Regions from separate parts of the Mus musculus genome. Here region 2 is linked to region 1. The links are chromatin loops, found by intact Hi-C in ENCODE. Cell type or tissue: gastrocnemius. All regions are shown on one strand.

Region 1 (2,500 bases):
CCAGAAATGACATAGTTAGCAGCTGCTTACAGTGCGAGGTGTATTTCCTGAAGACTGTTTCTAGAGAGGTGGCAGGCTTTTGTATAGGAAGTAAAGGAGTTTGTAAGAGTCCCTCCCTCGGTGTGCTGTTCCTCAGCGTGCTCAGGGACAAGCAGTGCCTCTGTCCATTGTGTCCCTGTGGCAGAGAGGAAATGTCTCCCTCTCTCTCTTCACCCTTGTGATCCTGGGTTAGAAAAACATAGGAAGGAAAAGAGGCAGTGGGCCTGGGCACTGGCATTGGAGCACATTCCGTGAGGCTTCCAGAGTCTGCAGGGTGTGTGTGTGTGTGTGTGTGTGTGTGTATAGGGTGAGGTTCTAAGCTGGGCTTCTCAGTTTGGCTGTACACTGACATCTCTGACATATCTTGGCTGCACCCAGACCACTTCTGCGGGAGCCCCTGGGATAGACAGAGACATCACACTAGATGGTGATCTTTGGGGCTCCAGGGGCTCCAGGGCTCTGCCGCATGCTGGCCTGAGAAGTATTGGTCTAGCAGACACTGGCCACCATTTCTAGATACTCGGATAATTAGTGTCTTCCACACCTGAGCACGCACAAGGATTTGCAGCAATGTGGTCCAAAGTTCACATTCTAGTCACATTCCCCAAATCTTTGACTTTCAAAGCTCCAAGACGGGCCCAGGCCTGTGCGTTCCCAGCTACCACCCTGCCAGAGGCGATCAGCACCTGAGTGAGAAGAGAAAAAGAACCTGGAACTCAGGCCAGAGCAGCGAGGTGTCCCCACACTTCACAGAAAGTGCCCTACACTGGATTCAGCTCCAGCCATGCCCAGCTTAGGCCAGCAGATGTAAATAAGTGGCCGGTGGTCAGAAGTCAAGTCAGTGAGATCAGAGAATGAATATCTGACCCGAATCTTGAGGGCTACAACATTCTGTAATTATTTTTAACCTAACTACCTAGGTAAACCCCGTGAATTCGTGTGAAAATCAGCTTCCTCTTTGCAGGAAAAAAAAAAAACAAACAAACCAAGGCTAAAAGTGTGTGCCACTAGGTGGCAGCATACACTCACGAGTGAATGCCTGCTGCCAGGTGCCATTTTCCTGCTTCTAATTAGTAACATTTATTTAGTGTTTGCTCCTGTGGTGTGTGACGTCAACACCATATGTCTTCTTGTCCTAGGAAAGCTGGTCTATGAGCGCATCTCCTCGATGTGTGTGGACAGCCGCAGTGCCTTGCCAGGTAATGTCATGCTTCCTGGGCTTGCTGGCACCAGCCTGCTCAGAACCGCCGTTAGACGGTTTTAATCAAGTCGGGATTTATTGAAAATGGATAAGGTTTTTAATTCAATGTGTTGAAAGAAACGTGTTTGAAGTCTGGTTGTCTCTGTCGTCCGGAGCCATCAGAAGGTTTGCAAGCAGGCAAGTCATTAGAATGCAGGAAAAGGGGAGAGGGTGGAGTGAGACCTGGCTACAGGTCAACTTCTCTGCTGCTGCTCAGAGCCACGCTCCTGTTTCATATGGGCCTTTCTCTCCAAGAAGCAAATTGCTTAAGTAAAAACTGCGTATGTATGAAGGGATGTCCGATAAATCAATAGTAGCAGATGCCCCAGCTCCTCAGCCTATACATAAATGATGTTGGCGTTAAATTCATTGCCAATCAATTTTAAATTCCCAGGAGGTTCTAATGGGACAGGTGGATGATGGACTTGTGTTGTCACAGGAGCAATTGTGACGATGTGTTCAGATGCAGCATCTTCAGCTACGGCTTCCTTTCCTTTGCCCTGTTCAGCTCACACAAGCTGCAGCGGCTGCCTGGGCTGTCATTTCGTCCCTCATCCTGGTCCTGGCAGCGGTTCTTGCCCAGGGACAAGGAGACAGTGATAGTGGCAGTGACCCATAGTTTAACCTTTTCCCTTCCTTCTTCCCTGCCCCACTCCCTTCTCTCTCCCCCCTCCTCCTCTTTCCCTTCCCTGGCCCTCCTTGTCCATCCACCCAGATATCATCCATCTACCCTCTCAGCCATCCTCTATCTATCTCTCCCCCACATCTGTTTACCTGCCCTCCTGACCCCCCTGCTCCACCCCCATCTGTCTTCGCACTGACCATCCATCTACTCACCTGCCCATTTATCCACCCATCTCCTTAAAACTTTGATACAAACATCTCTCAGAAGGAAACAGCTGTACACAGCTTTAGGTCTATATGAGCCCTTTAGCCCTTGGAGCTACCTGGTCTCGCCATAGAAGGGTAGGCCCAGTGCAGAAGGGTCACAGCTGTGCCTGCACTGTCTGGTCCAGTGGCCACCAGCCCCGTGTTGCTCTTGAGTACTTGAGATGTGGCTGGCAAACTGAAATGAGTTCGGAGTATAAAAAGAAAAGACACTAGGTAGCTCGGTGTGGAGGAACATGCCTGGAATTCAGCCTATACCAGCACCCAGGAGACGGAGACAGAAGGATTGTGAGTGCAAAGTTAGTTTGGGCTCCGTCGTGAAATCCTGTCTGT
Region 2 (2,500 bases), 750 kb after region 1:
TTCAAATGAGGCCTCTCACTAGCCTAGAAATTACCAAATGGGCTAGCCTCGATGGCTTGCTAGCCCCATTACCTGCCCATTTCCACTTCCCCAGCTCTGGGATTACAAGGTGTCACCAATCCTGCATTTTTTCCACGGGAATCCTGGGGATCAAACCTGGGTCCCTGCCAAACACTTTACTATCAAAGCTATGTCTCTAGCCCCTGGCAACCTCCTCTTTGGGCCAGCAGTGTTTCCCTGGCGAAACCCTCTACAGCAGAAAGTAGAATTGGAAAGGAGCTCTGGTTTGCAGTCTAAAACTCATGTTCCCCTCCCTGGCTGAGAACCTGTGGCAGGAGCGGCTGAATGCTCACCCAGTCCCAGTTTCCTTCTAGACAGAGCTGAACCAGATTTCTAGGCTCTCTTGCACTTGACTGGGAGCATGGATCAGAATTCCAGCCAACGGGTTGCAAATGGGAGTGATTTCACCACTCTCAAGCCACGCTCACAACCTATGGTGAGTTCCTGCATTTGAATACCAAGGAAAAGGGAGATGGCTCCAGGACTCAAATTGAGATGGAGCAACAAATGGAAAGAACCTAGGTCATGAAAGGCATGTGGACCAGAGTCTCCCACATCCAGCCTTGAACTGCCTGCCAATGGCTTCCCATGGACATGGGATCACTTGAACCCCAGTCACCATTACCTTTGCAGCTGATGGGCTTTAACCTGTTGCCCTCAAAGAACAGCTTCAATTCCGGGGCATGGGTGATGTCAAACTCCTGCTGAAGTTCCGTCTCCTTGGTGATGTCCACTTTGCCAAAGCCCAAGCCATTCTTGCCCTTCCCGAAGATCTCTGCGGCTTTGCCCAGCTCCTTGGCCAGCTTCCTGGACTGTTTTAAGGATGGGTTGTCTGGAAGAAGCAATATAAAGATAGACTAGGCTTCTCTCTCCCCTTCCCTTTCTCGTCCTGTTTGTCCTGAGAGCCCCTGGATTTCCCAGTGTTCACAGCTAAGGAGTAGGTTTTACAAATGTGACAGGTGGAGTGACAAATACATCATAAAATGGGTTGATTTGGGATATTATCAGAATCAAGTGAAATTAATTTAACAGTCAGGGTGCTTAGTATTTTATAAGGGTTTTTACAGGTACTAAGGCTATTACCCCCTTCAATAATCTTATAAGGTAGATGCTATCATTATTATTATTAATTATTATTATTATTATCATCCCATTTTATATGAAGGTACATCAAAACCATTCTTGTCTAAGGCTCTGGTACAGGACACACTCAAGCTGGCTGCAGCACTCCTGTATTTTTAAACTTTGACTAGGTATGTAAAAACACTTAGAGTAATTCCTATCACATAGTAAAGACATAATGCATTTTAATTACTGCTGTTATTAAAATGGTGTAAATTTTTCTTTGATCAGAAATTAAGGGCTAGTGATATAGCTCATTTGCGCCATCTGGTGGAATGCCTTGGAACTAAGCAATTATTGTGCCTCTGGAAACTCAAGTGAGGTATGTGTGAGGAGCAGGGTACACTGGATGCTCCCTCCCCTCTCTGATCCCACCACCTTGCTAATGGGGTAGCCAAAGGGACCTGGTACTCTGTTAAAGTATCTGATATTCTGGGATCCTTGGCTGTTCACACAGTTGGGCAGCGAGGTGAGGTAGGGGCTCTTTACTAAAACCAGCCTCAGAGAACTGACCTTGGTCATGGCATGGGCTGTCCTCGTTGGAGTGGAAGGAGACGAAATGGAAAACCACCTGATGACATGGCTAGACTGCAGGTCCCTACTGCCACATAGCAGAGGTGTGTGCTGAGTCAGGGCTGGGGGAAACAGCTTCCTTTTCAAGCCAGAACATTCTATTTTTTCCATCTGGCACACTTTGAGAGAGCGCAGGTCACCTCCCAACTGTGGTCAAGGTCACTCTGACAGATATGTTTCATAAAGCAAAGCCTGGGACAGCCGGCACTGGCCCGGTTGCCAGTCACTGGCTCAGCGCTGGATCCTGAGTGTGAGTGGTCAGTGATCATTCTCATTAAACACATCCACACACGTGGATGGGGGGCAGAGACTTTGTGCCTCCCACGTGGATCGAGGTTTCTATCTGCTTCATCACCGTTGCTACCCTCATCACACCCATCTAGTGCCCGCAGCAAGCTCTGGCCTCTTTGCCGGTGGCTCTAATCAATGGCCTCTCCCAGTTTCCCCGTGGACTTTGTCATGCTGGGCTCATGCTTTTGAGTTTATGATCAGGCAGGGGAAGTCTTGGGATGATTGCCAAATGGTGGAGCATGTAGAGATACCTCACACGGCTCAGTGGGGTGTCTGAAGTGGAGGTAAGGGAGTCCGTGCTTCCATGGGCATAGGCCTCTCAGACTTCTGTTCCACCCACCCTTTCTTTTCTCCATATACTCTTAGCCACAGGATATACCGCAGGCTTCTGAAGATTTTGTCTCTCCTCTCCTGCCTATGAGTTCCGGGAAGGCAATGTAGCTACGGGGATGGC

Evidence for each region. Peaks named below come from ENCODE experiments on the same cell type or tissue, not always from the same donor. Only the 100,000 strongest peaks of a DNase experiment are listed, where the experiment ranks them.
Region 2: it touches region 1 in a loop (7-fold over the local background); 18 of 42 quality-filtered maps call a loop at or near these places.

Annotation. Positions count from the first base shown.
Region 1 is chr7:118,765,187-118,767,686 of GRCm38, forward strand. Vps35l (VPS35 endosomal protein sorting factor like) reads left to right here. Exons shown (of 31, transcript NM_027815.4): 9 at 1,179-1,238. Among named protein-coding and RNA genes, the nearest start is that of Vps35l, 26 kb to the left of the region's middle. In gastrocnemius, a CTCF peak has its summit at 1,056 (motif pointing right); DNase peaks (open chromatin) are centred at 1,159 and 1,845; H3K27ac peaks cover 343 bases.
Region 2 is chr7:119,514,189-119,516,688 of GRCm38, forward strand. It overlaps Pdilt (protein disulfide isomerase-like, testis expressed), which reads right to left. Exons shown (of 12, transcript NM_027943.1): 3 at 686-892. Among named protein-coding and RNA genes, the nearest start is that of Pdilt, 8.0 kb to the right of the region's middle. In gastrocnemius, a CTCF peak has its summit at 1,449 (motif pointing left); a DNase peak (open chromatin) is centred at 1,459.